2 separate regions of the Mus musculus genome follow, and region 2 is linked to region 1. A link is a loop called in an ENCODE intact Hi-C map of the cell type or tissue named here. Cell type or tissue: left cerebral cortex. All regions are shown on one strand.

Region 1 (5,000 bases):
TATGATTCAGACTATGGATCTCATCCAGATTCTTCTTCTCCATCCAGCTCTTCCATTATGTTCTACTCTGCTTTGAACCTGAACAATGTTGGAACCCTAGGTTCCTAATATAATCTTCTCTTCTCAGGGTTGTGGGTAGCTTCTGATGTTTGATGCAAGTCACACATGATCTTAGCACCACCATTCAGAACAGTAGTTCTACCAGAAAGCAGCACGAGCACTACCCAAGAAGCCAGAGCCAGTAGTACTCAAATTCCAGGGCTGGGCATCATCACTTGAAGGGAGATGATCACCATGACCTAGGCAGTGTCTCCTTCCCTTGTGGTCCAAGACACAGTAAAGGATGCTGGGGAAGGAGGAAGATCTGTCAAGAGTCATAATTCAGGGCTCCTGACACTATGTGTGAGCATGTTCTAAGTGTCCCAAAGGGGATCTATGCTCCTTGAAGGGCATCAGTTTGAAATGCCAGAATCACAGTGTTATGCAGCAGGACACTTTGGCTGGGATCTCTCAGTGAAACAGCAAGAATAGGAATAAGGAAAAGTAGTTCTACCAGAGAGCAGCATGAACCCTACACAAGAAGTTAGAGCCAGTAGTGCTCAAATCAGGCGGGTAGGCAGCATTGCAGAGCTAGGCACAAGGGTTGTGCTGACATCAGATGGTCAACACAGGCCTTGTGGCAAGATAAGTTCAATGGCCAATCACCCAATGGAGCAGGAGACAGAGCCAGTCAAGCACCCATAAAGACATGGACCTGAAGTCAGAGGGAAGCCCCAGCACTGAGTCCTTTCAGAGGCAGAGGGACTAGTGATGGGGAAAGAAGTACAGACAGTAGGTTCATTCTGAGTATGGTTCAGGTTCATTGAAAGACTTAGAAAGACTAATGACACACGTGAATTTTTACATCATTCTTGCCCTTTCTGTGATGCTTTTGCGTAGGTACCATTGTGGGAATTACCACAACTAACTTGCTCACATACCCTGAAGATTTTGAAATATGCCAACAGAGGTATCAGGAAAATTTATCATGAAACTGCCTGGTGGCCATGTGATAGGACCCCCATCCTCACCCAGCAGGTGACTCAAGATCCATTCATGTTGTATTTTGGATGCAGTGGCAGAAATCAGGACTGAGAATGAACCATAGTTGGATAGAACACAATGGTGGCATGAAAGGGAGAAGTGAGATACAATGGGTGCAGATGGAAACAGAATCCATGGATGCTTGTGAGCCAGCAAGGATGATATCCACAACAGTAAATAACAAAAGACACTCAGAGACAGGAACAAATAGTTGGTGATATCCTCTTACTACCCCCCCCCACACACACACACACACTCACTCACTGAGGCAGGGAGGAGATTTTGTGTGTGTGTGTGTGTGTGTGTGTGTGTGTGTGTGTGTGTGTGTGTGTGTTCTTTTTGTCCAGGCTTTTAATAGCCTTCACACATCACACCTGCATGGCCCACATTAAGCATCTGTTTCTCCTTCTTCGTTGGTGTCTTGATGCTGCCAAGCACAGGGAAGATAGGCAGCAGCCAGCCCAACACATCTGAGCTCAATTAAACACATTGCAGAAGGACTGCAGATGGAAATAAATGATGGGGAGTAGCAGAGAAGCCAGGAACCCAAAGTGCTGACATCTTGAGGAGACTCTCAAGTTCCTCTCACTATTTATGTGACAAATCACCAACCTTGTTGCTGGTGATAAAAATAAGGCACTGCCAGCCACTGTGTTTTGAAGGGGGAAAGTGGCTAAAATTCTCTCACTGAGAAGGAAACTGGTGTGAGAGGGAATCTAGAGAGAGAGAGGTCTGCCAGATGGAAACTGGAGAGCCCTGGAAGAGCTGGAAAGCATCCTTTGAGAAACAGAGAGAGTGGCATTTCTGATGATTTTGGGAGTAGAAGAGGTGGTTAGATGGGAGGGAGGGACTTCTGGAAGCATCCTTTGCCTTGCTGATCCAGTGATAACAACATAGCATCTTCAGTCTCAGCCTCTAGGGGCAGCACACCAGCAGCCTGTGCTTCATGTCTAGTCAGATAAGCAATGGCCTTTCTGCTATGAGCATGGCTGTGTTCACCCACAGTTCACACAGAGACTCCTGGCCTGCCTTAGAGATGTCACCTGCCCAGGTCACATCGTTTTTGTACATATGGGCCCCAGTCCATCTGACATCTGTTCTAGTACAAAGAAGGATTCATTCAGATTCACAGCTAGACAAAGCATGGCAGCGCTTTGTGCAGATGGAGACGAGCTCTATAACTTTCTCTCTGATTTCTCCACTCCAACCTACTTTTACCAGAGCAAATTTAACATGGCCCCAATGTAAGTATGAAAAATATGTATACAAATGGAAGTTAATCCTAAATGTATTAGCTTTAAAAAATTCTTTAGAATGTAATTTTTAACTTTGTGTGCTATACTAGTTAATGTTCTGGTTGCTGTGACAAAAACAACTGGATGAAAGAGAGTTTATTTGGGTTCATGATTCAAAGATACAGTCCATCATGGTGGGAAGGCGAGGAGGTAGGGGTGTGGGGCAGCTGCTCACATCACATCCTTAGGCAGGAGGCAGGGGTGTGAAGCAGCTGCTCACATCACATCCTGAGGCAGGAGGTAGGGGTGTGGGGCAGCTGCTCACATCACATCCTGAGGCAGGAGACAGAAGGATGCATTCTTAACTTCTACTCACTCTTTTTTTTTTAATTTAATTGTATTCCACAGCCCATGGGATGGTGATGCACATCTTCAGGGTAGTTATTCTTCCTCAGTTAAGTCTCTCTGGAAACGCCTTCATAGACACACCCAAGTGTCTGTTGACCCATTGCACATACTAATGAGATGTGCTTCTTTTAACAACAACAAAAAAAAAAAATACAACCTGGCTAAAAACTTGATGCTTCAGGACATAGGGCATTTTCGACACTTCTTAGAGTTAATCGATATTTTGATTGTATAATCATTAATGCTCAAAACACTGCTTTGAGTAAGTACACAGTACAAAATGGCAGAGATAAGTTTAGGGCTATTTTAGAAATGGTTGGAAAGTCTATCCTAATCCCAAACCAAAACTTCTTTTAGTGTTTTTATATGAAACTCAAGTCAGCAAATGAAACAGCAGTTTTTACAATCAACACACCACCACAAGATAACTAAATGAGGTGCTGTGTCTGGAGCTGCATACTGAGGGAGATGGTGGTGAATGCTGAAAGTTGTTGCTTTCTGGAAGTAAACCTCTGCTTCTAGAAGAGTGGAAAACCATGTGTAGGCACTAAAAGGCCTGCAGCTCAGAACACAGTCTCTTAACTCCAAGAGCATTCCCAAGGAGAGATGGTGTACACAGCATGGGTGCATGTTGTGTGCTCAGAATCAAGGCTGAAGTGATGCCATGTCTGCAGCACTGAGAAATGCTTCTAGAAAGAGCTTGGTTTCACTGCATGCTTGATTCTCCACTAACTTTTGTTTGTGAAGCAGAAACCTGTCTGTGTTACCCAGTTTTTCATGAATCTCTTTTTAGTTATATTACAACTGGGATAGCAATGCACACTTTAGGAAGCTTCGGTTTAGATAATGCATCTGCTATAAACCAAGAGGTTCCAAATGACCTTCACTGACTGCCAACAGCAGAAAGAGGCCTGGGACCATCCTCCCTGGTCTCAGAAGGAACCAGCCCTGATGTCACCTTTAGACTTCTAGTCCCTGGACTATGAGGAGAGTTTCCTGCTGAGGTCATCCTCTGGTGAGGTGTGCTACAGTGGTGAGGAAACCATACATTAGAGAAGCATCCAGCAATGCAAAGCAGAACATTTCCTATACAATAGGCATCGTGGCCAGGAATGCATAGAGAAAGGAAAGAGGTAGGTCTGACATACTGTGGAAATTTTTCTTGGAAGAATGAAGATGGCTTCTCAGGATATGGGAGGTTGAACTAGGAAGAAAGAAGAGAGAATGGGGTTGTTTCTAAACCCTTCACTGTCCAGTCAGCCCTTCACAGTGGGGTGACAGAGTGTAGGGGTACCCAATTAGAAGCTGAAAAGACTGCCACACCCATGGTCCTTTTCATGGTAGACTTCAACATAGACAGCAGCAGAAAGAAGGTGACAGGTGGGGAGCCAGACTGTTTGGTGGTGTGGCTCTGTGACTTTGCCATGGCCAGATGGAACAGCCTGGTTTGACAACCTGTGTGTGGCATGTGATGTTGGGAATCAGGGAGTGTTCCTGTTTCCATGACAATGAGATGCTGTGCCTCTGTACTAAGAGTTCCACAGAAAGATATAGGAATAATCAGTGACCTTTAGCATATCTCTATTTTTAGTTTCCTAGACACTTGTCCCCAAAGCTGCATTTCTCTTCCTGGATCACGAAGCCCAGATGGTTCTCAGTGCGTTTGCTTGAGGCATCTATTTCTGGATCTCCAGCCACACCATTAGCTGGGGACTTTGTCTGTAATCCCTTACCTGGGCACACCCTGGATTCACATCCTATCCTCTACCCCCAGACAGACTGTCTGGAGATCTAGCCTGTTGGAAAGGGACAGCAGGGGTCTGGGTCATTCTTTTCATTTAATAGGTGATAAAGTTACAAGAGACAGGTAATAGGGTCATTCACAATGACTGATCTACGCATAGAGATGCCAGTAATGTGGGATCACACATCACCTAGGGCTTCTAATTCCTAATCTATCTCTTATGTGCGAAATGGGAAGTTTGAGCTCCCCAGAGTCTTGACTGGTAATCCAGACATGCCTAGGCTGTAGTTCTGTCTCCCCAAGGCCTCAGGTGAGCTGGCCTCACAATGACCCACAGGAAGACAGTGTGACCTGCTCTTACAGGCCCAGGGCCCAGTTCCCCAAGGCTGATTCCCAAGACCCTTTTAGAAACAGGCCGGCCTCAGTGCTGCCCTTTACCTTTCTGAAAACCTCTGCCGTGGGGGCAAGAAGGTCAGCCACTAGTGGGTCCTACACATTGGGCTTCTGATGTCCTGGAAAATGCTCTAGAT
Region 2 (5,000 bases), 130 kb before region 1:
GATCCACAGTGCAAGCTACTTCCAAAGTAAGAAGTTCTTGCCACCTGCTCCGTTTTCTTCTTTACAACTCGAAACAAGAACAGGGTTGCTTCTCAGAAGCAGTTGTGATGTAGCTATCATGTTATAAAATTCCTGTTTACTCACTGGAGAAGTTCTGAAAATGTTAGGCTGTATTCTGGGACAGCAGCGTTACATACTGATATCCAGGTGCTTCCATACGGTAGTCACACACTTGGATTTCCACCCAGCTTCTGCAAATATGTCTCCAGGGGACTTCCTTCCTCACTGGCATAGGTAATCAATGTGCTTATCCAAAAGGCTAAAAGGCAATAGACAAACCCAGTGTCATCAATAAAATCCCTTTTGAAAAAAGGCATACTTCAGGGCTGAAGAGATGGCTCAGCAGTTAGGAGCACCGACTGCACTTTCAGAGTCCTAAGTTCAGTTCCCAGCAACCACAATGATGGTGCCGCACAATGGCATCTGATTGCATCTTCTGATGTTCATGAACACACACACACACACACACACACACACACACACACACACACACACAAAGTAATAAATAAAATAAATCTTTTAAAAAGGTGGGCATTCCCCCCTTGAGCCCTTAGTTAAAACAGTATACAAAACTTCCCAGCACATGGTTTTTGTTGCATCTTTTTGTTAATTGAAGGCATGGGAGATTGCAGACTACATTCACATAATTTCTATCAGGTAAGTTATCCATGGGGAGGCTTAACATGGATGAATGAATCATGTTTTAAAAGGGAAGTATATTATTAAGTCACTCATTCATTGAGCCCTCCTTTCTGTGTTATGGAACTTGGGATGCCCAAGTGTCACATGCACACACACTTGTATTGCCTGACAAGAACCAGAGTATAGGACAAGACTCACATATGTATGTCATTGTATTAGATGGCTTTACCCTGGAAGGCTGAACAAACATCTCACACAGGGCTTACCTCAGCTTTCAGTGATAAACAGGGCACTTGTATTGGTTGCATCATTTTAAAGATGGGGACGCTGGGAGTGAAAGCTAAGGAAGTGCCCTGCCACTGATTTGATTTGCCTGCCTACTGGCTGCACTTCTGACCCTTCTATCTGAGAAAGGAAAAAGAGAGACCAAAGGTCTCTTGGCCTTCTGTCTGCTGACCACTGCGACCCCTGGCCTTTCTTTGTCCCCCAATGATTTTATTTTATTTACATGTGGATGCACGCAGAAGCCAGAAGAGGGTATTTGATCCCAGGAGCTGGAGTTACAGGTGGTTTGAACCATCTATTGTGGATGCTGGACACTAAACTCAGGTCCTCTGAAAGAGCATCGAGTGCTCCTAATTTCTGAGTCCTTTAGCCCTGTGGAGTTTTCCTTCGTTCTCCAGCTGTAGCTGTTCAGTCTTTACCAACTGAGATCTGCCCAGATTCACTTTATGGAAATGTGCGAACCTAGAATAAGTTGCAAGGAATTACACGATGAGCCCATGGCACCCACTGCCTGCTGGGTGGTGAGCAAGATGGGCAGGCCATTCCCACCATCATCTAATTTCCTCCCTGTGGAAACGTTCTTCTGTGCTTCCTTGGATCTGGTGGTACACCTGTGTTATACTGAGCATGCTCATAAGCTCAGCTCTCGCATCTCTTCAAGCAAGTAGCAAGGAAGAGGGTCCTCCCTTGTCAATCAAAACCAGATTACTAGGAAACAGGGAAGGTTTCTTCCCTTTTCTCCAACTCAACTTTTTCTGAGCATGGGAAGAGTCAAGTTGACAAAATTAGTCTAAAATCCCAATCATTAAAAACAGCATTCTTAAACAAACAAAGCATTATGCACCCCCTTGACAGCTTCCATTTGTCTGCCTGATCTGGCTGGCGTGGGAAGAGCAGGAGTGTGTGATTTGTGAGTCTTGCCAGCAGAGGGCAGAGTTTACTGCTGAGACCCTGGTTTTTAGGGTTGTGCAGAATCGCAGCAAGACTGGGACAAGCAGAAGCTCGTCGAAAAACAACTCCTGTGTCAGCGGAGATGTTCATCACACTGGGGAGAAGCTGCAGCAGCCCCCCTTTACACAGCAAGGCATCCCTGTCTGGCCCTATCTGATTCTGTCCATAACCTCCGGGGTCTCTATGGAACTCTTCTGCAGCTGCTCAATGGTATCTGATTACATCACCACAAACAGACTTTGTGCAGAGGCCTGTGATCCTGCCCACGTTCATAGCATGCCCTGAGCCGTGTTGCTCCCATAGGGGACCCTCACAAGTGACACCCAGCACTCTTTTCCTGAATGGTGAAAGGGCTCTGGGCATCTCCCAGCCTTAGGACATCCATGCATGGCTGAATTGGGTTGTTACTTTGGAGTTACTCTAGCAGTAGGGTTTGCAGTGGTCTTCAAGCGGATGATTCTCCCCCAGCATGAGGGATCTTCATCTACAAGTGTAGGATTTGTCTTTGGGTATGGGTAAGGTTTTCTAAACACTGGTGAGTCCGCTGTGAATCTAATAGTAGGAGCCTGTGCTATATACAGCACAGGTGCAAGCGTCCTGAGGTGCTTGTCTGAGCACCACAAGGCAAGGAGCTGCAGTGCCTGGCCTTCATATTCATGGTCTGATCAGAGTCCCCTGTAGCTATCCTGATCTGCAACAGCTGAAATGGGGCTGCCTGCTTGCACAGGGCAACCACGGGGTCAAGTACAGTGGTGTTTTGCATGATTTTTACTGTGTGGGGTGTGCACTGTTGCATGTTTTAATTATGTAGCTAGGGTAAGGCTAGAAATGTAACAGACCAAGACTGAGCAAGGCAATGGAGAACAAATGGCTTCTGCCAATAGGGCATCAATCACAAGGTGAGGCCCTGGTAACTTTTTACATTATTGTTTTAATTTTTATTTCATATGCATGAATGTTTTGCCTGCATGTCTGATACCCGTGAAAGCCAGAAGAGGGCATCAGATCCCCTGGAACTGGAGTTACAAACTATTGTGAGCTTCCTTCCATGTGAGTGTGGAACTTGAACCTGGGTTCTTGAGAAAAGCATCCAGTGTTCTTGACTGCTGAGCCATCTCTCCAGTCCTGTGGCCTTGGTAATTGTGATCTGTACTCTGCACTGGGTGAAGAAAGAGTACTCAGCCTAATGAATGGACAGACAGACATACAGCTTACATAGCTCCTACTACAGTATGATTTTAACGATTTCCAAGTATAGACTCCTGTAGCTGTCATTCCTGTCTGTGAGGTGATATTTATAGCACCTATCTCAAGCTTCAGGGAACATAGGGAAAGACAGGCTAGGTCTCTGAAAATGCCAACTTGTACCTGGAAATTAGCATAAGACTGAAGAGTTTTCACAAATCAGTGGGAACAGCATTTATCCACCTGTGTGAAGAGCAGAAAATCAGCTTCCTTTATCTGACTCTAGGAACTAAAGACTAATGTTTTTAAATTATCAGGAGGAAATAGAAACTATTTCTGTAGAATAAGGCTATGACAGAACACCCTAATTATGACACAAAATGTTCACAACAGACAGGAAAAATGGATTACTTTTTTGCCTGGCAGAAGACAGATGAGAAATCTCTAAATTTTAGGAAGCCCTTGTTCTGAAGGCCCAAATCTTATGGCCTTTGATCTGGTGCCCTTGGTATCCAGAGTTTCTGTGTCCTGGATCTGATGGCCCTGAATTTGGTGGCCTTTGTGTCTAGTGGCCTTGAATCTGGTGGCTCTGGTATTTAGAAGCCCTGATATCTATTGGTGCTGGGTCCTAAGGTTCTAGACCTGGTGGCCCTGATGTCTGCTGTCCCCTCTGTGGCTGGCAGTGCCAGACAGCTGGTTTTATTCCAGCCAACCTGCAGGGGCTAAGGATACCTGGAGCCTCACAGGGCAGGCTCTTCACTCCTCCAAATGGCCAGCATCCCTGAGTCCTGCCCTAAATGCCAGCAGAGCCTCTCCCTGTGACCTTTGGAAAATTCTCCCCTCTTTAAAATACTTCTGAGGAGGAGGTGGGAGATACAATTGAGAGATGTAGCGATTAGACCCTTCCTCCCCAAAGTCCCACTGCAGAGGCACCTCCCTGGTTCAGGCTTTGGGCAGTGGATGCTTTCACTTTGCTTACTTCAGGCATCAGACATTCAACCATGACTGTGCCCTGAGCAGGTCCTGTGTATCACTTCTGCATACCTTAGCATCATCATTTTAATTGGCTTTTTGGCAGGCAGCGAAGATGTATGCTAAAGGCAGACATGTTGTCATCTGCTTCTGTAAATGCTGCAGACATTCTACCACCTTTGTAAAAACAAAACAAATCAAAACAACCCAGAGAAATGTACTAGAAAAGTACTGAGAACCAGAACAGTTAAAAAATAAAGTTATTTCTTACTATACATCTCAACTGTCTAAACATATATCTGTTAACCATTTCTACCATAATAATAGTTATAGCCCTATAATAGATAGTAACACTATATAGACTTCCTACCCTGAGAAGAGAGTGTGAACATCCTGTTACCGGATGAGCAGTGGTGAGGAGAAGATGTCTCAGGGATAAATTTGTCCCTAAGGTCGTCATTTAGTGACAGAGTGATGGTGGATTGCCTACTGACAGGTGACTATATTAGAAACTGCTGTAAGATGTACATGAGGAAGATCTGGAGGCTAGAAATATTCAGGGACCTTTTGTTGTTGTTTTTAAAATATCTAGCCAACTCCTAAAAAGAAATGAGTGGTTGTCATGGCAACCTCAGTATCACATGGCACAGGGAAGTACATGCAAAGGATTGGATGAGGGAGCCAAAGGAAGCCACCTGGTTTAGAGTTTAATTTGGGAGAGTAAAATTCACCTAAAATGATTTGTTAAACATGATTTATTTTCCTTCCAAAATGCCTATAGGTTGGGTTTTTTTTTAAGATATTTTGGTTTTGAAATTCAAATTACTGTGGATGAATTCCATTAGAAATGTAGAGTCCTTCCAGGTCAAAGCAACCCGCACCATCACACAGACACACTCTCCTAC

The links. Hi-C counts contacts between places; a loop is a spot of excess contacts. Peaks named below come from ENCODE experiments on the same cell type or tissue, not always from the same donor. Only the 100,000 strongest peaks of a DNase experiment are listed, where the experiment ranks them.
Region 2: it touches region 1 in a loop (2.4-fold over the local background); 5 of 42 quality-filtered maps call a loop at or near these places.

The regions. Positions count from the first base shown.
Region 1 is chr5:27,199,177-27,204,176 of GRCm38, forward strand. The region is part of intron 1 of Dpp6 (dipeptidylpeptidase 6); the gene reads left to right. Among named protein-coding and RNA genes, the nearest start is that of Dpp6, 150 kb to the left of the region's middle. In left cerebral cortex, a CTCF peak has its summit at 1,996; DNase peaks (open chromatin) are centred at 1,624 and 4,220; H3K27ac peaks cover 330 bases.
Region 2 is chr5:27,073,294-27,078,293 of GRCm38, forward strand. All of the region lies in intron 1 of Dpp6 (dipeptidylpeptidase 6), which reads left to right. Among named protein-coding and RNA genes, the nearest start is that of Dpp6, 27 kb to the left of the region's middle. In left cerebral cortex, CTCF peaks have their summits at 1,910 (motif pointing right) and 2,919 (motif pointing right); DNase peaks (open chromatin) are centred at 1,919, 2,935 and 4,708.